Regions from separate parts of the Homo sapiens genome. Here region 2 is linked to region 1. The links are chromatin loops, found by intact Hi-C in ENCODE. Cell type or tissue: IMR-90. All regions are shown on one strand. Each heading gives the region's core, and the rest is flanking DNA. Links, peaks and the distances in the headings are about the cores only. Region 1 overlaps MAGI1 (membrane associated guanylate kinase, WW and PDZ domain containing 1). Region 2 overlaps MAGI1 (membrane associated guanylate kinase, WW and PDZ domain containing 1).

The links. A loop is a pair of places that touch in the nucleus more often than their neighbours do. Peaks named below come from ENCODE experiments on the same cell type or tissue, not always from the same donor. Only the 100,000 strongest peaks of a DNase experiment are listed, where the experiment ranks them.
Region 2: a loop joins it to region 1, with 9 times the contacts of the local background. A loop is called at or near these places in 17 of 110 quality-filtered maps.

Annotation. Positions count from the first base shown.
Region 1 is chr3:65,728,082-65,739,295 of GRCh38, reverse strand. All of the region lies in intron 1 of MAGI1 (membrane associated guanylate kinase, WW and PDZ domain containing 1), which reads left to right. LOC107986018 (a long non-coding RNA gene) reads left to right here. Exons shown (of 2, transcript XR_001740441.2): 2 at 1-11,214. Among named protein-coding and RNA genes, the nearest start is that of MAGI1-AS1, 160 kb to the left of the region's middle. In IMR-90, for the core only: no CTCF peak of the experiment used is centred there; no DNase peak of the experiment used is centred there.
Region 2 is chr3:65,342,365-65,353,578 of GRCh38, reverse strand. MAGI1 (membrane associated guanylate kinase, WW and PDZ domain containing 1) reads left to right here. Exons shown (of 23, transcript NM_001033057.2): 23 at 1-53. Among named protein-coding and RNA genes, the nearest start is that of LINC02040, 170 kb to the right of the region's middle. In IMR-90, for the core only: no CTCF peak of the experiment used is centred there; a DNase peak (open chromatin) is centred at 4,748.

The DNA of each region.
Region 1 (11,214 bases), core at 2,565-6,564:
GCTGAGAGGTGAGGAAGCTGCAGAAGAAAAGTTTGAAGCTGGCCTATAAGTTGGTTCATGAAGTTTAAGGAAAGAAGCTGTTTTTATAACATAAAAGTGCAAGATGCAGCAGCAAGTACTATTGTAGAAGCTACAGCAAGGTATGCAGGAGATCAAGCTAAGATAATTGATGAATGTGGCTATACTAAACAACAGATTTTCAGTGCGGATGAAACAGCCTTCTATTGGAAGAATATGTTGTCCAGGACTTTCCTAGCTAGAGAGGAGAAGTCAATGCCTGGCTTCAAAACTTCAAAGGACAGACTCAGTCTCTTGTTAGGTGGTAACGTAGCTGGTGACTTGAAGTTGAAGCCAATGCTCATTGACTATTCTGAAGATTCTAGGGCCTTAAAGAGGGTGCTAAATCTACTCTGCCTGTGCTCTATATATGGAATAACAAAGCCTGAATGATAGCACATCTGCTTATAGCATGTTTTACTGAATATTTTAAGCCCTTGTTGAGACCTACTTCCTCAGAAGAAAAAAGATTCCTTTCAATGTATTGTTACTGCTACTCATCGACAAGGCACCTGGTCACCCAAGAGCTCTGATGGAGATGTACATGGAGATGAATGTTGTTTTCGTGCCTGTTAACACAGCATCCCTTCTGCAGCCCATGGATCAAGGAGTCACTTAAACTTTCAAGTCTTATTATTTAAGAAATACATTTTGTAAAGCTATAGCTGCCGTAGATAGTGATTCTTCTATGGATCTGGTCAAAGTAAGTTGAAAATCTTCTGGAAACAATTTACCATTCTAGAGGCCATTAAGAACATTTGTGGCTGGGTGTGATGGCTCAAGCTTATAATCCCAGTGCTTGGGGAGGCTAAGGTTGGAGGATCACTTGAGGCCAGGAGTTTCAGTGCAGCCTGGCAATACAATGAGACCACATCTCCACAAAAAAATTTTTTTTTTAAATTGGCTTGGGGTGGTGGCCCATGCCTATAGTCCTAGCAACTCAGGAGGCTGAGGCAGGAGGATGGCAAAAGTTTAAATATAACTTTTATATGTGCTGGAAAACCAAAAAATTTATGTGACCTGCTTTATTGCAATATTCACTTTATGGCGGTCATCAGGAACCGAACCCACAGTATCTGTGAGCTATGCCTGTATAAGTATTCTCTGAGGATATTGATGGGATGAGTGCCACTGTCAGTGCAAACCTGTTGTGATTTAAACACTTTGCTCCTGCAGTGAGATGTGGCCTAAAGCCATTAGCACAAAGAGGAAGGAAAACTGGAGGGCTTTGAAAGCACTAGTTGCCTACAGTGAGTTTTTATTTTCAAGTTAGAATATTGTAAGGGAATGTGGAATCTGATTTTAGGAGTCCTAATGAGGCAGGTTTAATGCGCTAATGGCGTGTGTGTGTGTGGAGAGAGGTGTGTGTGTGTTGTTTTCGGTAATTGGTTAAGTGAAACTTCAGGCTTCCATCTTCACCCCTTCCAACCCATTTGCCATATGTGGGTAGAGTAATGTTGATAAAGTAGAATTTAGTGATCTCACTTCCTCATTTAAAATCTTTCATTGGTTGTAATTTGACGTGATTAGCCTGGACCTTTGTGGTTTGACCCCAGCCACCTACCCATGTAAAATCTTTATTTTCTGCCTCTTGGAAGTATTGGAAAACCGGGCACCATATGGCAGCCAGTGATTGTGAGTGAGCTACCACCTGCCATGCTCCCACAATGCTCTCTCCTTTCCTGTATTGGAACAATGTTACATTATTGTCTTATTTCCTGTTGTATCCCCAGTATTTAGCACATTGCTGGATTCTAACTCAGGGCATACCTGGTGAATAAATTAATTAGTTCCAAACATTGACTTGTTCTTTACTGGAAGAAGTTGCTTTTATTCATTAAATTTAAGGCTGATTTATTCATCCATCCATCTGTCCATCCATCCACCCGTCCGTCCATCTGTCCATCCATCCATTCATTTTAAAAGTCTTGATGCGCTGGGCGCAGTGGCTTACGCCTGTAATCCCAGCACTTTGGGAGGCTGAGGCAGGTGGATCACGAGGTCAGGAGATTGAGACCATCCTGGCTATAACACGGTGAAACCCCGTCTCTACTAAAAATACAAAAAATTAGCCAGGCGTGGTGGCGGTGCCTGTAGTCCCAGCTACTCAGGAGGCTGAGGCAGGAGAATGGTGTGAACCCAGGAGGTGGAGCTTGTAGTGAGCCGAGATCGCGCCACTGCACTCCAGCCTAGGGACAGAGCGAGACTCCGTCTCAAAAAGAAAAAAAAAAAAAAGTCTTGATGCAAGTGTGACAGTATTAACAATCAGTTCTGGCTGGTGGGCACAAAGGTGTTTGTGGTATTCTAGGAATGAAGTTGCCTTTGAAATTAATAGTGAGATGGTTAATTTTGTGTGTCATCTTGACTGGGTTAAGAGATTCCCAGGTAGCTGGTAAAACATTATTTCTGGGTGTATCTGTAAGAGTGTTTCTGGAAGAGGTTTGCATTTGAATCAATAAACTGAGTAAAGAAGATCTGCCATCACCAATGTGGATGGGCATCATCCAGTCCTTTGCTGGCCTGGATAGAACACAAATATGGAGGAAGGGCGAACTTGTTCTCTCTTCTTGAGCTGGGACACCCATCTTCTCCTGCCCTTGGACATTGGAGCTCTTGGTTTCTGGGTCTTCGGTCTCTGGAGGATTTATACCAGTGCTGCCCTTACCCACCCCAGGTTCTCAAGCCTTCTGGCTTGGATTGGGAGTTTATACCATCATGGATTGAAATATACCACCAGTTTTCTTGGTTCTTTAGCTTGCAGACAGCATATTGTGGGACTCCTTGGCCAATTCACATGAGCCAGTCATGTGAGCCAATTCCTATAAATAAACTTCTTCTTATATATCTGTATATATATGTCCTATTGGTTCTGTTTCTCTGGAGAGCCCTGACTAATACAAATAGCATTCTTTTAAAAGGAGTCTCTGTTCTTGTCACCTGGAACTCCATTGATCTAAAAGTCACCACTGGAAGATCCCACATAGATGAAGCTGCTACTTTTGCTGGGAACTTTTCTTACAGGTTGGAAATAGAATGATAGAAATCAAAGTGCTCTTTTGGCAAGACCCATAGAAAACCATAAGAGAATTGAATGATGGTAACAGAGAATGAACCTTCGGCTCTCTGAATTCACTTTCAAAAATATCAGTGTTACTTCTGAAAATTCTGCGTCTGGGAGATTTAATTGTTGGAGTGTCTCAGGCAAGAGCAGTGTCTTTAGAGATGAAGATGTGGGTTCAGATTGCTGCTCGGGCACTCACTGGGAGTAGAACTTTGATCAGGCTATCTAATCTCCATGGGCCTCTATGAAATCTGACTGTGGAGGTAAGAATGGTCCTCACAGAGGCTTCAGTTATTGACATGGTGCCTGTAAAGTGCTTGATAACCTGGCACATTCTAAGCATTTAATGAGCGGCAGCGGACATCAATGTTAATATATGTGTATTGGCAAGTCAAATTTTTTTTGTTGTAAGTGAAACTTAGCAGAGGGAGAATCTTTAACTGTGGAGCCTCCTTGGTCAGCACATGTTGCTTTTCTTTTTGTCTTCAGTAGGTTGTTGATAATAATGATAACTGAGGTGCTGCTGTGGGGCCTGGGGGTTGCATTTTTATACTAGCTCAAGGATCATTCACTGGGTTGGACGGATCCCTAGCAAGAGCCGTGAATACCAAATTCAGTGCTGTCTGACCATCTGTGGAGGCTTCAGATTGCCCTGGATCTGTTGACAATATTACATGATAGATCAACTTAATGGAATCTCGCTGATCTCACTCATCTTATTGGTTCTTATGTAGGTCTCACCATCTTGCATAACCTTAGGAATCACCTCCAATATTTATATTTTCTGTTGATCTCCTGTACACACACACACACACACACACGTGCAGACACACTTTTAAAAACAGGCTTTATCCACTTTTAAAATGAGAACCCCCCCAAAAATCCTTAACTTCTGTTTCCATTTGTCTATTATTAGAACACTTGCAGACAGCAATCTATAAAGTGAAATTTTAAAGCAGTCTACATGGCTCTTATTCATTCATTTTCAAGAAAAAAATTAAATGCTAGGAATACAGCATGATTCCAATATGTATTTGATGAAACATCTTCAGAGGTTAAATGACATTCATAGATATTTAAATTTAGCTTTGTGTTTCAGGAGTAATTTATTATTAAATAATAAGGGTCTTTTGCCAGATTCTCAAGTAACTCAATTGTATGCATAGGTATATACTTTCTTTTTTAATAGAGAGAAGCTTTTATGTGAATTGTAATGATCTATAGGATAATTTTAGGATTTGTCTTCCTTCCCCCTCCCCTCCCCTCCGCTCTCTTCCTCCCTTCTCCTCCCCTCACCTCCCATCTCTTCACCTCCCCTCCCCCCACCATTTCCTTCTCTGTCCTCCCCTCCTGCTGTTTATCTAGATGTGACACTGGATTTAGCTTCCCTGGAAATTTATAATAAATCCATACACACATTCAAGAGGACTCGCTTATTGTTAGATTTTAACAACTCTGCTTCCTTCAGGAATCTTCAGCAGTCATATATTTGTGTTGGAAACAGTCACTAAAGAGTTTTCAATGCTGTTGAAATAGAGATTTGACTAATGATAATGAAGGTTATGTAGACAAGACAGTTTCTCTCTCTCCCTCTCTCTCTCTCTCTCCCTCTCTCTCTTTCTTTCTCTCTTTCTCTCTCTCCCCCTCTCTCTTTCTCTCTTTCTTTCTCTCTCTTCCTCTTTCTCTCTTTCTTTCTCTTCTTTCTTTTTTTTTTTTTCTTGACAGGGTCTCACTCTGTTGCCCAGGCTAAAGTGCTGTGGCATGATCACGGCTCACTGCTGCCTCGACCTCCTGGGCTCAAGAGATCCTCCTGCCTCAGTCTCCAAAGTAGCTAGGGCTACAGGCAAGTGCCACCATACCTGGCCAAGTCTTTAAATTTTTGTAGAGGCAGGGTCTCCCTGTGTTGCTCAGGGTGCTCGAACTCCTGGGATCAAGCCTTCCTCCCACCTCCTGCCTCAGCCTCCCAAGGTGCTGAGATTACAGGTGTGAGTCACTGCACCCAGTCAAGATAATGTTTTTAACCTGCAAATGAAAAATGAGTTGGCATCCTCATCTGCTATATCTGTTCTCCAAACCCTGTCAGCCATGGGAAAAATCGACTGAGACGATGTTCTTCTTTTTGAGAAAGATAAATGGACCTCAGAAAGGGACATTATAGTGATAGGAGGAGTAGATTGGATTTTAAATCAGACCCAAGATGGAGAAAAGTAACACTCAGAATTAGAGCAGGAATTTCGGTGTTAAACAGCAAACCTGCATTGCCCTTCCCTGGGAGTGGATTAACAACAGCTGTAGTGACATGGCCTCCTACAAACATGTGAAGGTGGTTTCATTGCTTCCATTCCCTTCTTGGAAGTGTCCATCTGACTATCTTCTGTGCTTCTGGACTGAGCAGGCAAGGAAGAAATATCCTAGATGGTTGCAGTGATTTATTTATGCCTTAATATGCCATATAATATAGCCACTTTGTTTCAAGATTAAGATCAAACATCCAAGGAAGGGACTGGCTGAAGATTTAAACGGTCTTCAAATTACCACATCTGCTACATCTGTCCCTATAAACCAGATGGTTTTTTGATAGGATGACTCTCATTGTGTGAGAGATGGATGAGGTTTCCTTCTCTGGTTTTTCTCTTGGATTGCAGTTGCCACTGACAGATAATCTTAGAGCAGAAATGTCTGCTCTGATGGGCTAAATCTTCAAGATATTTCATTATTTGTTTTTCTTATTACAGTGTTTTGAGGTCAAACATTCTAAAATATAGAGATTTTTACATACAATTAATTTTCTGGCTTTTCATTTAAAAACACAAAACACAGCTGGGCACGGTGGCTCACGCCTGTAATCCCAGCACTTTGGGAGGCTGAGGTGGGCGGATCACCTGAGGTCAGGAGTTCGAGACTAGCCTGGCTAACATGGTGAAATCCCATTTCTACTAAAAATACAAAAAATTAGCGGGGCGTGGTGGCAGGTGCCTGTGATCCCAGCTACTCGGGAGGCTGAGGCAGGAGAATTGCTTGAACCCAGGAGGCGGAGGTTGCAGTGAGCCAAGATCGCGCCATTGCACTCATTGCACTCCAGCTTGGGAGCAAAACTCCATCTCAAAAAAAACAAACAAAAACAAAAAACCCACAACAATGACAGAAAAAACAAGTGATCTTGGAACCCTGAGTCCAGACAATCAGCAAGAACTTAATAGATTCTTACCCCATTAATGGGGCAGGAGATTCCCCAGTTTGCCACAGTCCTCATCATTCCCTGATATTTTACACCTAGTTCATTTTTCTCATTTGAGTTTCTCATCAATGAATTCAAGAATCAGAGTCATAGTTTTTTTGCCAGACCTTAAAGATACTTCTTAGCATATAGTTTAATGCTTTGAGTTAGTACAAACTCCAGGAAGTGGATCAGACTTGGGGAATGAGGGAAGATATGCATAACTTTTGCTTAATTGTGATGTATAATCTGTAGCAGGATTTTTGCATAATTTTGTTATGATAGTTGATACTAAAAACAGAAGTCTCAAAAGAGTTTTGTATATTATATTGAAGGAATCCTCATTCTATTCAACTTCACATTCTTGTTTTCTAGGTAAGTGCCGCGCTGTGATTAGCAGTCTTTCTTCTTTACTGTTGTAATGCTGATATCCTCTAGAGGGTAGCAGAGAGCAGCTTGATGTTAGAGAGTCTGGGGAAGGATGCTGGTGGTTTGAAATGATTCAGAAACCGTTTCTTTCCCTTTCTCGCACAGCTAATCCTGGGAGCTCTTGGAAAGTGTGGCAGGAAGGATGAGGTTGTACTCTTCACTAGTTACTGCTTATCAGTATCCCCAAGGATCAGTCTAATGAGAAGTGGGTTTGTGTACAAAGTCTTTGCAAGTTTTCATGTCTTGTAAATGAGAGTAGCCAAATCTGGCTTGTCTGTGTGTTTTACCTAAGTGCAGAGCACCTGGACTGCAATCCTAGCACACAGACATTGAAAAGAGGCAGGAACTTTTCTTCTCTAGATTCTGTTATCTCTCTGAGGTTGGTGCCCTCTTCTTTATGCAGAGACTGAATTCGTTTTATTTCTGAACAGTTCAGCAGGGGCTAATTTGCTAAATTGATACGTGAATGTTTTCTACCAAGAAGCTATATAATTTAAAGGGGAAAAATATTCATAATACTTAAAATAGAATTGTTTAATTGCGACATTTCAGTATCCCAGTATTATATCAGAACCACAAGTAATCAACTCTGACAATATTGTACACAACAGTTTCTAAAATTTAGACCCTCATTCTTTCCTGTGCTTGTAAACTTAGCAAGAATGGAGATTACACCTTATATTCCAATTCTGGCTACTATCCACATTTAACATTCTTCTTAGTATCAGTCTTCGAATCCTGGGGATAAATAAGCACAGCTTGCTTTTAGGCTGAATTTTCAGAGCGCCATTTATTATTTAAAGCACTAAAAATGCCTGATTTATGCATGATAATGTAAATTTCTTTCTTTCTTTTTTTTTTTTTTTTTAAATTTTTTGAGACAGAGTCTCACTCTGTCACCCAGGCTGGAGTGCAGTGGTACAATCACAGCTCACTGCAGCCTCGACTTCCCAGGCTCAAGTGAATCTCCCACCTCAGCCGCCCCAGTAGCTGGGACTACAGGCATGCACCACCATGCTCAGCTAATTTTTTTTTTTTTTTTTAAGAGATAGGGCTTCACTGTGTTGCCCAGGCTGGTCTTGAACTTCTGGACTCAAGTAATCCACCCACCTCAGCCTCCCAAAGTGCTGGAATTATAGGTGTGAGCCATCATGCCTGGTCATAGATTTCCTTAAATGCTGTTAGAATTCTATTTAACCCGACTGGAGCCAAGTTTTAAGGTGGACTGTGTGATGGTGTTTTTAGCCATAGCACGAAAATTCCTTTTATGTATGTCTGACATGGCAAACAAACATTCCCATATTTGCTCCAAAGCTATTACATTCTGAAGACAGGGTTTCTCTCTTGAGAGTATTTGTAAGTTCAGCCTTTTACTTATATACCAGTCATTAAATCATGGGGTATGGGTTATATGTTTTAAATGGACATTTTGATCACCCTTCAGGGAAACTGGAAGAAATGCCCTGTTGCACGGTGGTTACCTTTTGAGTTATCCAGTAACTAAATTTGGGGGCTAGAAGATGCCTCTAGAGGTAACTTGATTCATTGTGATTCTTTTCATTGAATTTGGCAAAACTACAATGGAGGTAACCATTTCACTTATTAAAAAGAAAAAAAAAAACAAAAACCCCGGGGGGGTGGGGAGAGTTAGACAATAACAGATTCTGTTCTACAGCTCTGACAACACTTCAGCCTCTCACAATATTTTGCTGTAGAGAAAACAAAAATGAACTATTACTTTTTTCTTTTAGTGACCATTTATTCATTTGTTTATCCGTAGATCTTTCCATTCTAGGAAACATTTGTGGGTTACAGTGCTGTCCTTATCTCCTCAGTAGCATCTCTCCCTGTTCCCGCTAACTGACCCCTGATTTTGTGTCTAGTCAGCACAATTACTTGATCTCAGGCAAAGCAGGCCTGTCCCAGGTCATACGTCGTGAATCACAGTTGGTCTAAGCCAGTCTCGTCAGTCCATTCTGCCACACCAGTGACTGGTCTAGAGTTGTATATGCGACCCAGCTCTGGCCAATGAGACGTGAGGGGAAGTAGAAGAGATTCCCTTCCTTAGTAAAGATGATGGATACTCATGAAGATAGTCATTTCGCCCCTGTCTCCTGCTTCCTGCTTTAAATGAGGATATGTTGCTTGGAAAGGTAGTAGCATCTTGTGAAAATGAGGTGACAGGCTTGGGGAAGAAAATTCACATGCTGAGAATGGTGGAAGCCATTTTTTTTTATAGCATTGTTGAAGAGCTGAAGCAACCCCAGGGATCACTTCCAGATTTTGTGAGATAAATAAGCCACTAACTGTTTAAGCTACTCTTAATGCAAAGATTCTCTTATTTGCAGCCAAAAGCATTCCTAACTGATAAACCACCTAAAAGGCAAATGATGTAATGGAGATATTCACCAATTCCACAGCAGTATATTTTGTCTCAATCTGCTCTTCATAAATATTTTCTTTTGGCCTGGAAAGAAAGACAGATGCTGAGAAATGTAATTAGACTCTTGGTATGTGTGGCCAAATTTTAATTTCTAATTGAACATGAGGCCCCAAAATGTTTAGTCACAGAAAGAAAGTAATACAGCATCTCTTATTCAATCAAGTCATTCTGAACTACTTATATAACCAAAGGTCAGTGGTAGCAGGATTGTATTACATGGTGATTTTAATGTTCTGCCTTTTGTTGCTAACGGCTTGTTTTAAAATCTAGTTCAGTTTCCTGCTTAGATTGCAGTGCTGTATTTGCAGTAGACAAATTCAGAGATTCTCTTGGGAGACTCTGGTTATGGCTGGATTCCCAGAACAGCTGAAAAGGTCAGGAAGTAGAGTTCACTTTTCATTAGCGATGGGGAGCTTCAAAGATGGGTTCCAGGGTCAGCAAACACACATTTGCTCAAGGAATTTGGCCTTGCTGGGTAGTGGTTGTAATGTTTAGTAAAGCAGGATTGGCAGTGGCTCTTCCCTGAGTTAGATTCAGTGTTGTTTCTAAACCTTTGGCTGGAAGTTAGTCCACTTAGACATTCAGATAAAACCAAATCTTAAATGACTGTATAAAATATATATGTTTTATGTTTTATATTGTCTACTGTGCATAGTATTATACCCAAAATGCTCATACATAGTGATTTCATGTGATTTTAGCCAACCTCAAACTTTGATCCTAACTGTATTGTTAGCTGAAGTCATTGAGAACTTTCAGCCAGGAAATATTTTTAAATGAATATAGTTTGTTTACCAATGTAGGTGCAGGCAACCTCAACGTATGCTTACATAATGTAATAGAGATTTTGGAGTGACCTGCTGTCAGGAATAGATAAGCAGTTTATAATTAGTGTGTTGGTCCTATATGAATATACTTGTAGATGGCTTGTTTTCTTCAGAGTGAATATCATCCCCCCCCCCCCCCCCGTTCCATTTTTTGTTAACTGCTAATTTGTAGGACAGATTTGTTTTTATTGGATAATGCAGAACACAGATTCAGACCATGCCAGGTCCAAATTTTTGCAAAACTTGATTTAATCAGATCAAAATTAGTCAGGTTTTACTGCATGTCATTCCTATTTAATCTCAAGAGTTATTAAACACAGTAAATGATCATTTTGTGAGGAGATGTCATATGAGTATTGATTAGGAATCACAGTAAAGCCTTACTATTTTAAAAAACAATTGGCTTCATTACACACTCAAGTTCTACTAGAGGAATAGTGCTTATGCAGTTAAAAAAGTTTTATCCCCAAGTTCCTTTAAGATTTTTTAAAAAAAGTGTTAAGAATAGTGGTGTCCTAGACAAAATAATTTTTTAAAAAATACGGTTTTTTCTTTGCATCATTTCTTTGGGACAGTTGTTTCTCTTCTGACAATACTGTTTGAAGGGTAAAAGTTCAGCTGTGCCACAGAACACCTGCTCTTTGCTTAGCTGAATGACTATCTAGTTTGACTTATTTCTCCAGGATTTGGAATTTTAGGCCCTGGGGTTTGAGGAAGTAACTTACCATGTTTAGGGGTGAATTACTTCTCTTCATCTTTTCAGCTTTTCTTCTTGCTGTTTCCCACACAGCAGCAGCTGTTTTTAACAACAGAAATCATGTCATAGCACTTTCCTGCTGAAAACTGCTGAGCAGCTTCCTGCAGACAAAGATCCAAATTCCATACCATGGGCTCTATGATCCCACGTGGTCTGTCTCTCTTTGCATCTCCAGCTCATCTTAGGCCACCTTCTGCGCCTCACAGGGTGCTCCAGCTCCAATCATCCTGTTCTGAGTTTTCCCCAAGCTCATTTCCATCTCAAAGCATTTGCTCCTGTCATTTGCCTCATATGGGAATCTCCTTCCCTAGATCTTTCTTGACTGATGCCTTCTCATGGTCCCAGACACAGTTCCTATGCCACCTCCTTAGAATAGCCTTCCAGACTTCCAGACCCTTCCTGAGTGTGGAAAATGCTATTCTG
Region 2 (11,214 bases), core at 2,919-6,918, 390 kb after region 1:
TTTAATGCATTTTTACTGTAAAAATACATGGAAATGTATGCATTCCACAACCACTATTGCTTCTGGATTGATATCTTCCTTGTCTCTATGTTGTCTCAAATGTATCAGGGTCAAGTAATCAATTGAGGGCCCCTGACTCCAACTTGATGAAATGCCGTTGTGTTGAAAGAGCAGGATCTATGCCATTGCAATAGCATAGTGCCTTGCTACTCAAAGTGTGGTCTGTGGACCAGCTGCCTCATCATCACTGAGGAGCTTGTTAGAAATGCAGATTCTCAGCCCTACTCCAGACCTACTGAGTCAGAATGTACAGTTAATAAGATCCTCAGCTATGCCTTATGCACATGAAAGTTTAAACAGCACAGCACAGTATAGCACAGAACCCTGATAATAAAACAAATCCTGCCAAGCTAAGAGCTTCATCACTTCTGGTGTGATTCTTGGGCACATTCCTTAACCTCCTCTGAAGCCTCCATTTCCTCATCTGTAAAAGGACATACTTCACAGAGCTAAGAATAGATACACATCTTTGGCAATCAGAAGAGTCCTCAGTAAATGACACGAACTTTTTTTTTTTTTTTAATTGAGGAAGATTTCTGCGTGGCAATGAGTACTCTACTCTTTTTGTTGTCCTGGTTTATTTTCCAATCAAAATAAATGAAAAAAACTTTTTTTTTTTTTTTTTTTTTTTTTGAGACAGGGTCTCACTCTGACGCCCAGGCTGGAGTGCAGTGGCATGATCGCAGCTCACTGCAGCCTCAACCTCCCAGGTTCAAGTGATCCTCCCTGCTCAACCTCCCGAGTAACTGGGACTGGAGGGGCATGCCACCATGCCCAAATAATTTTTGGTATTTTTATAGAAATGGGGTTTTGCCCTTTTGCCCAGGCCGGTCACAAATGCCTGGGCTCAAGCAATCTGCCCAACTCAGCCTCCCAAAGTGCTGGGATTACAGGCATGAGCCACCGTGCCTGTAAGAAAAAATTATTTTCTCACTCTATTAAAATGGGGAAGAAGGCCTTTTAATTATGAATAGTATAGTACATACTATTCAACAAAATACTACACTTAACCATTGCTGAGGAATATGAAACCAAAATGCTGTGCTGTGAAAACTGAGACAAAGTCATCTCTAAGTCTAACTTCAGGAGGTAGATGTGTGTGGAATTAGATATACTCCCAAGTCACACTAGATACGAAAGTTAACCATTCTCAAGTGACCTAACGTTCGTGGGGGTGGATCAGGTAGTGTTGAATAACTTTCCAGTTTCCTTCACACAGTTTTTGGTTGTTCCTTTTTATGACTTAGTGTTTGGGGTTTTCCTCCAGAACCTAATCTCCTGGGCGTTCAAAAGGCATTTTGTTGAATAGTAGGCCTTCCTCCAACCCATCTCCTTTGCTGTATTTTGCTTTGTCACCAGGATGGTAATTATGAACTCTGCTCACTTCCCTAGTATCTCCTTTATAAAAGATGGCATCTCAAAGTGGTCCCTGGCTTAACCAACAGTTGAAGCTGTTTGTAAAGCCCTTATGTCATGCAAGTTCTTTGCCTGCCATAAACAGCCACACCAAATGTGCAGAGACTCAATTATGCCGTCAGGATTTTTCCAGCTGGGGGCAATCCGAGACCACCTTTGGTGGCCTGCATTAATCATAAAAGGAAAAGCCCTTTCAAGTTCCTCCAAGCGATTTCTCCTTTGAGGCAACACCATCAGCATCGTGGATGTTTAGCACAGTGAGATCCAAGTGCTTTGGCAATACAAATCATTAGAAGCTTATGTGAAGGGAAATGCCCTCTCCAACACAATGATTTAGGGTATTTTTTGCAGGAGTGGATCTTCTGTGAAAATTGTTTGACTACTCCCTCCCACCCCTAAGTGATGTCTTTATGCATTGTGGTCATTGTCAGAGGCAAGAGGAGTGTGGCTTTACTTCATTAGTGTAGTTATTAGGTGTCCAATGGATCCAAAGCACAAGATCTCTTTGCAAGTACATGGATTTAAGCAAAGTAGTGATAACTGTTGAATTATACAGTAAATACTCAAGTATTGCATGCGACTGCTACCCTTGACTGCATCACCTTTCCACCTAACTGAAAAGTCTTTATTGTCATGTCTCTGGAGGGAATAAAGGCATGGTCTTCACAGCTGAGAGCTCTAAACACCACTCCATTAAGTGCTGTACTTTATATTTATCCCTCAGAGAATAAATTCTCTTTGGTCTCATAAGATTGTGGAATTGAAGGGAAAATATCTCAGAAAGGCTGTTCATTCCTGCATGTGTAATAGGCAAGGCTTGCTACTCTATTTCTCATTTCCTCAACACATTTATTGAAGATCAGCTCTGTGCCAGGTACATGGTGGGGGCTAGAAATGCCTGGTTCCTGGTCTCAAGTGCTCGTAGTTGGTGGGGAGAAGACAAATGCTTGCAAACTGCATACCAAGCAGAAGCACGGGGTCCTCTGATAGCAACTAATAGGAAATTTAGCCAGATTGAAGAAGGTTATAATTCAAGTGAGGCCAGAAGGAAGAGGAAGCTAATCAGTGAAAGAAGGAACAAAGTGCAGGCTGAGCAAAGGCCCAAGTGCAAGGGAGTGTGGTCTAGAAGGGAAGGGTTGCATTGTGAAGGGAATAAGGGTTGTGCCAGGCTGGACTTGTTCCAGATTGTAGACTTCAGAATAACAGAAGACCACTGAAGAGTTTTAACAGGGCCTCCGGCGAGCTGTGTGTGTGTTCGGGGAGGGAGAGGTGACCAGCTCAGGTTTAAGTTTGAGAAAGATGGCCTCACAGCACCATGGGAGAGCGGACTTGGAGAGAGGTGGAAAGAATCCAGTTAGCCACCGGGGCTGTCCAGGGCAGCAATTGTTACCACGAAAACCCCTCCTGTACCATGCAGTTCTCAAAGTTCAGAAGTCCCCAAGCCCATGTTTACCTTCCTCTTACTAAAAGAGTTCATTTTATTTCCAACCTAAATCCTTCAGCTTCTCTTCCCTATACCTTAATTAATACGTGCAGAACACTTTGTACCCAATTTCTTCTGTTAGGTAAGGTCCATCATTTACTATTCTACTGGGTTTTCTACAGGTTTACAAATTCCCACCTTACTAGCCTTTTTTTTTTTTCCAGATCCTTGTTTCAAACCTAATCTTATTTTCATTTTTTTTAAGTTGACCACATCTTTCTCAAGTTACAGAAGCCTGTCTATGTATTATCCAGTCTTTGCTAGCCATTCCCCATGTTTGAGTGTGAAGAAAGAAACCACTCAATCCTATGATACCCCATTTTTAAAAGCAGTTTTTATTTACAAAACGAATTCATATTTACAATACGAATGCATATTTACAAATGCATATTTACAATAAAAGATTCAAGCATTTCAGGAAAGTATAAAAAGTGACATTCTTCCTTACACCTGTCAATCCCAATCCACAGAAATAACTGTTATTAGCAGCTTGATTCGTGACATTTCTAGTCTTTCTGTGTGTGTGTGTGTGTGTGTGTGTGTGTGTATAACTGTATGGGTATATGTGTACGTATATATAGTTTTTATGAAAAAATGGGCCATTAGCCCTTACTATGTTATGAACTGTTCCTTTACCTTACATATTGTGGGTATTTCTTCAAGTTAGGAGTATGTATGTATATATAGATATACACACACACATAAAAATAAAGCCTTTTATACGTCACTCATTCCCATTCTTTGTCCTTCTCTCTCCCCCACTCTTGGATTAGCTTCCTTACGGTTCTCTCTGCCTTTTCCCTGTGCCACCTACAGATTCCTCTCCCTGTAGCAGGCAGAGCTACTCTTTTAAAATGTCAAGTGAAAGGTCAAAGTCCTTAGAGTAGGCTCTGAGGTCCTCCGGGATGGGGTTGGCCCCTCTTTTCCACTCTGGCACACTCAGCCTTAGGGGCTTTGCTCTAGCTGGTCCCCTGCCTGGGACTGGTCTTTCCTCAGATATCCACGGCTGACTCCCTCCCTTTATTCAAATCCTCGCTCAATTGTCATTCTTCCAATGCATCCTACCCTGATCACCCTATTTAAAATTGCAAGTTGTGTCCCGTGTTCTACTCTTTTCCCCACTGCGGCACTCAACACCTTCTAACGTGGTGTGTAATCTATGTGCTTACTCATGGTCTATTTTTTTTTTTTTTTTGAGATGGAGTTTCACTCTTGTTGCCCAGGCTGGAGTGCAATGGCACGATCTCAGCTCACCGCAACCTCCGCCTCCCAGGTTCAAGGGATTCTTCTGCCTCAGCCTCCCGAGTAGCTGGGATTACAGGCATGCGCCACCATGCCAGGCTAATTTTGTATTTTTAGTAGAGTCGGGGTTTCTCCATGTTGGTCAGGCTGGTCTCAAACTCCCAACCTTAGGTGATCCGCCGGCCTCAGCCTCCCAAGGTGTCTATTGTTTATCACCTGTCTCCTTTATAATCAGGGCCAGCTTTGTGGAGATGCAAACTGTGCACTCACACAGGGCCTTGCACTTAGAAGGGCCCTTTGCTTGATTTAATGCTCTGCTCTCATGGTCTTGAATTTTCAGTAATTTTTGAATAAGGACCCCCACATTTTCAATTTGCACCAAGTCTTGCCAGTTACGTAGCTGGCCTCTTCTAGAATAAGTTTCTTCATTAAGTTTCATGAGGGCAAGAATCTTTGTCCTGAATCTGATGAATTCCAAGGTCCTGGAGTAGTGCCCAGGACATAGTTTGTATACTCAGTAAACAAAAGTATTGTGCTGTCTCTTCATAGCTGCATATTCTAAAGTTGACCACAATTTACTTAACCAATCCTCTATGGACACGCAATTGTTATTACAAAAACATGCTGCAGTGAAGAACTTTATACTTTAAAACCTGGTACCATTAAGTGGTTTGTTTAAATAGTTTTGAAGAGATAAATTGTGACTCCTAATCCTCCTTTTTTCTGGTGACACCGATGTTACTGAGAATTTGCATTCTTTTATTGGGAGCAGCTGTTTTTAGCAAAGTGCTTGCAGTCTGTGGGACCTTTTCCCATCAGATGAGAGTTACCAGGCTCAGCGGAGCCGCTGAACCAATGGTTCGTACCTTGGGTGCACATTGGAATCACCTGGGGAGCTTGAAAAGCGCTGATGCCTGGGCCCACTTCCAGAGATTCTGATGTGGTTGCTCTGGGTGTAGCCGGGGTTTATAAAAGGCCCCAGGTGATTTTAATAGAGAGCCATGCCCTTGTCCATCAGCTTTAACCCCATAGCCTGATGGGGATTGAATGTGTCTGCTTTGCTTTCTCTTTTCTTCATAAGGTGTCTATGCTTGCCTTTTTAAGGTTGCGATGATGCAGCAGCTCAAAGAAAAGATGGTGTGAGATTATTTTCCGAAAGTAAACTAAACAACCTTCCTACTTGCACAAAATTATTAGCCAAATATAAACATAATGGACATGTATATATCAATTGTGAATTCTGTTTTACATTCCTGTCACCACTGAATTTATTCACTAATAAGGACAGTTGTTCTCAAGAACAGGTCAGAAACACCATCATTTAATCAAGATTAAGCTATAGTATTTTTTCACTTAAATTCTTTTGAGAAATATTTTATGTTCTTATTTAAATAGAACATGTGGTATGTTAACAAGAGAATATTGAATAGTTGACAATCAGCAGTCATGAAGAGGGAAAATTATTTCTAGCAAGTTCTTGGTTTCCAAAGTATTTATGATGTCTCTGTCCCCATCTCTACCCACAAATAATTTTAGCAGGCAACTTTGGGGCTGAAAAATAATTGTGTTATGAGTGAATGAGTGGAGTGTGACATTCCTATGACCAAAATAACATACAAGCCTTAAAATTTAGGGGAAAAATACTCTTGGGAAAATGCTACTGACAAAAAGTGTCATTTACGTAGAAGCTCTAGTATTTATGTAAGCAACTCTAACACTGGTCCAGTCCAGTGACCCAGAAGGTACCATTGATATGACCAGCCCTAATTTGGGACCAAAGGAGAAATCAAGAGTACATTTGAGATAGTCACGAAATCTAGAACTAGACAGTATCTCTTTTATTGGCTGCAGAATGTGTCAAGACTAGTGAAAATGTCATCTATCTCTCCAACCCATCTATTTGACAGTCCTCCCTATAGCCACCCCCTCTAGGAGGAATTTTATGATTTAGATTTTCCACTTATCCCTGGGAAATTATACCTTAGCTGACCTTAACTCACTCCATTGTCTTCTAAAAATATAAATCAGGCCAAAGCAGTTTGTTAACAAATATGTACTGAGTATTATTTTCCAGGCTTGATGCTGGGCACTCAGCGTCAAACAAAAGCAATAAAACTTCAGCCTTCCTGAAGTTCAGAATCTGCCAGGAAAGACAGACATTGGATAATTGAGTTAAATTGTGGTAACAGCTATGGAGTGTATGTGGTGCCCTTGAGTGTCTGTAATTGGAGGACTTAATCTTGATAGAAGAAAAAAGGGAGGCAAGAAGGAAGAGCTCTTTCCAAGGAGGAAGCAAGACCTGAGCAAAGGCCTCATGGCCAAGGGTGTGTGTTTTATTCCAGGCATGGAGGGAAGGCCCATGAGACTAAAGATCTACCATAGCCATGGGGAGAAATAGAAGCAAGAAGTGAAATATGTCTGTGAGCCTTAGGGAGAAAAACTCACTGCCTATTCCCATAGAGGAAGAAAGGAGAGACAAAAAAAAAGCTATTTAGAGGGGACCAAATGACCCTCCCCATTGCTAAAATAAAAAGCAGTGAGAACAACCCACATTCAACATGTGGATCATCCTAAAACCTCTTAGAATTACCACAAACTATGTGAAAGGAAAATGATGTGCTCCTCTCCTTTTTAGAAAGAAGCAAAGATTTTATTTATTCTTCCTACCAGGGCCAACAATTGGGTTCCAGAGAACACATTTGGGCTGGGAGTACCTTTGTTTCCAGTTGCTTTCTTTTAACTGGTCTTATTGGAAACTTGTAACACGGGAACCATTTCCTGTAGCTAGATGTGCAAAATTGTTGTGCACTGTCACGGGCCCTGTGAAATCACCCCAGGAGTCTGGCTGATGATGTTTTCTCCCCTCAACTTATTTCAGTTTTATTTTTGAAATCTATTTCATGGGGGTTATTTTTGTTACTTTGGTGTATTTTGTCTGGATTGGTTTTTGTTTCACTCTTTATTTTTATTAAAAATGTATTCCCTCTCCCTTCCTGGATTCCATTAAAATGGATGAGAAATTCCACAGGCGCATGCCTGGATAATTAAAATGTCTCAATCCTTGTTCCTATTAATGAGCTTTATTTTGGATTTTGAGGAAACTGTTCTTTCTTCGTGCCCCTCCCCCACTATGTCATTGATGGTTACACTGAAACAGTGGGAAATGGTCTGGTCCATTTATAGAATTTAAACCAGAAAGAATGCCATATTCTCTATGATTTTATGCTACTTTCAGGAGGGGCCTGATGTGGGTGTCACCAAGAACATGATTCAGGCTTTGAGAAGACTAAGAAGAGCAGTTGAGACCAAAAAAACAAAAAAACCCAAAACAGAAAAACCCTTAATATTTTGTTTTACGATGCAAGTAATGCATACTACGTTAGTTTGGTTTTTTAAAAAAGTCCAAATAGTGTAAGATAAAAACTCTTAACCACTCCCTTCCTCAATTCCAGTCTCTTCCCAGAGCTAACCACTGTTGCCATATTGGAACGCTCCTTCCAGACATGTCAGGATATCTGCTAATGCACAAAAGCATATGTGTGTGTGTGTGTGTGTGTATGTTTTTTGTCTGTGGGGTTCTAAAATTACAAGTGCATAATAATGTACCTATTGTTCAGTGGTGTTATTTTCTCCCACTTAATTCATCTTTTGAATCTATGCCTTTTTTTTTTAACTGCTAAATTGTACAGTCATCCCTTGGTCTCCATGGGGGACTGGTTCCAGGACCCTCTGCAGATACTAAAATCTAAAGATGCTCAAGTCCCTGATACAAAATGGTGTAGTATTTGCATATAACCTACATCCTCCCATATACCTTAAATCATCTCTAAATTACTTATAATACCTAATACAATATAAGTGCTATGTAAATAGTTATACTGTATTATTTAGGGAATAATGGCAAGAAAAAGGTCTGCACATGTTCAGTAGACAATTTTTTTTCTCAAATATTTTTGATCCACGATTGGTCGAATCTGCAGATATGGAGGGTCACCTGTGTTCTATAGCATATTAGTCAGCTAGGGCTTCCATACCAGAATACCACAAACTGTGTGGCTTCAACAACAGAAATGGATTTTCTCAGAGTTCTGGAGGCTGCAGGTCCAAGATCAAGGTGTTGGCAGGGTTGGTTTCTGGTGAGGGCCCACTTGCTGAATTGCAGGTGGGCACCTTCTCACTATGTCCTTAGGTGGCCTTTTCCCTTTGTGCGTACCCCTGGGGTCTCTTCCTCTTCTTATAAAGACACCAGTCTTATCACATTGTGGCCCCACCCGTATGACCTCACTTAACCTTAACTGCCTCCTTTAAAGGCCCTATCTCCAAATACAGTCACATTGGGGATTAGAGTTGCAACATATGAATTTTGGGGGTAATTTAGTACATAGCAGATGTATGTATCTCCTATACTTTAATACTTTGTACTTTGTCTGCCATGGGATAAATTCCTTTACATTTTTTCTTAAAAAGCTTAATATAGTATGATTTTGCCTCCTTGGTCTAAAAGTGATTAAGATTTCCTTTACCTCTGAGGGTAGGGGGAGGCAAGAGAGGAAATGGAGATGGGAAGGGATGCGGGGGGAAGGGATTGATTATTTTTAAGGCTGATATCCAATTACTCATTCTCAATAGCCCGCAGGGTTTTCAGCTGCTTCTCTGCCTGCTAAGCTACAAAGTGGGAGAATTTGGCATTTGAGGATGCAAAGTTGGAGGAGGCAGGCAAGGCCAGAAATGTCCTGTGTGGGATGCAAGCCTTCCTTGAAAATTAGCATTGCCAGTGGGAAGCCTGGGAGGATTTAAAAAGTTCTGGGCCCCAGGCAGACACCTCCAGCTCTCTTTCCAGTCGCTATGCAGACTGAGTTGTCTGGGTGAGTAGCACCCAGTTACCAAAATTCAGCATTTACCATTTTGTGCATCTTTAAGGACCCTCTGTGCTGGCTCACCCACGTCCCCTCATGTCATGGGAAAATCTGAAATTCTTTGTTCATTTGGATCAGAGTAATGGCTCAGGGAAGACAAAAACATTTTTTTTTTAAATCTACAGGGGCTCTCTGGATATGTGCAATACTGGAGAGAAATACTCTGACCTCTTGTCTAAGGTAGTAGTTCTCAGGGGCAATTTTGCCTCCAGGGTACAGTTAGCAATATCTGCGGACATTTTCATTGTCACAACTTGGGGAAGAGGTTGGTGGGCTACTGGCATACAGTAGGTAGAGGCCAGGGATGTTGTTAAACACCCTACAATGCACAGGAAAGCCTCCCATAATGAGGAATGATCCAGCTCTGTATCAGTCTGTTCTCATGCTGCTATGAAGAAATACCTGAGACTGGGTAATTTATAAAGAAAAGTGGTTTAGTTGACTCACAGTTCCACATGGCTGGGGAGGCCTCAGGAAACTTATGATCACGTTGGAAGGCACCTCCTCACGGGGTGGCAGGAGAGAAAGAATGAGAGCCGAGCAGAGGAGGAAGCCCCTTATGAAATCATCAGATCTCACTAGAAAAGCATGGGAAAAACCATCCCCATGATTCAGTTATCTCCACGAGGTCCCACACTTGACACATGGGTATTATTACAATTCAAGGTGAGATCTGCCTGGGCTCACAGAGCCAAACCATATGAAGCCCCAGGTGTCAACAGTGCCCAGGTTGAGAAACTCTGCTCTAAGCCAAATGATAAAGATTTGCTGGGGCCTTGCAATTGGGAGAATAATTTCAAAGAACGTTGACATCTTAATTTTGCAGAACATGTAATTTTAGGTAAGTCTGCATCCCTCCGAAATTGCTGATTTGAATGCTTCTTTGAAACAGCGGGTATCTCAGTAAACGATTTCCTTTTCTATGTTTCCAATGGCTGCTGAGGCAGTCTTCAATTGCTTAGTCATAACATACAGGATTCTTGGAGAGCAGTTTGTGAAATCCAAAGCCATTCTATGTTTGGTTACATTTTCAGTTGGGTTACTTCTATCAAGTGGCCTTATTTAAATTTCAGCCACTAACTAAAGCTTCACCTTGAATGTAATAATAATGCACACCTCACAAGGTGTTATGACGATTAATTAGTTAACTTTTGTAAGGTGCTTTGAAGACAGGAAGTCCACTCTGAGTTCTATTATAATTCGGCAAATTAGGCAATTTTTAACCCGAGTAGTGGCTTTGATCCTGCCTGCCGTCTCACATACCTGAGCAGTTCGGCGGGAGGAAGGATATTGGAATAAGCAGTCATGGTCAGCAGTGGAAAAATGCAAACCTCATTTGTGATAGCTATTTTCAGGTTCTTTTAATGGTGAGATGAAGAGGAAAACACCCCAAGGGAAATTAATATCCCTTAGTAGTGAGGGAAGACTTCAAGTTGTTACCCCTGAAACCCCAACAGGTAAATTAGAGAAATGGTGTATTCTCTCACTCATAGTTATTCATTCATTCTGTCTCTTCCCCCTCTTTCCCTTCTTACTGCCCCTGCCCTTTTCAGAAAAGGAAAGCGTGATGACGAGACTCTGCTGAAACTCTATCAAGTAAACCACAGGTTACATCCAGGAAATCTTCATTTTCTGTGTGGCTTCTATCTTTTAACTCCTCTAGAGTTTGCCTCCTTCTTCCTTTATAACCATCATCATTGTTATCATCATCATCTGGTATTTGCACAGCCCTTTGCAGTTTGAAAAAAAACAAAAATTGAAGCCAAAAACACCTCCAATGTGCCAGGCACTGTCCTGGGACTCCATCTATTCCTCAGAACACCTATTAAGATAGGTACGATTACCTCCTGTTTACAGTTGTGATAACTGAGGTTCAGAGACTGCTATCAAGACCATGGTCACTGACCTGGGAGGTGATGATGGTGGGAGTGCTTGTTCTAAAGTCGGTGTTGTATTCTTTCCGGAACCTCAAGCTAAAAGAAATTTCACAGCACCTTGTTTTTCATCTGACTTTCGTCCTCTTGGTAGTCTAGTAGGGAAGGTGGCATCTTCTTTGCTTTTCAGATACGGAAAAAGAGGAGTAAAAGGGTTTGCTTA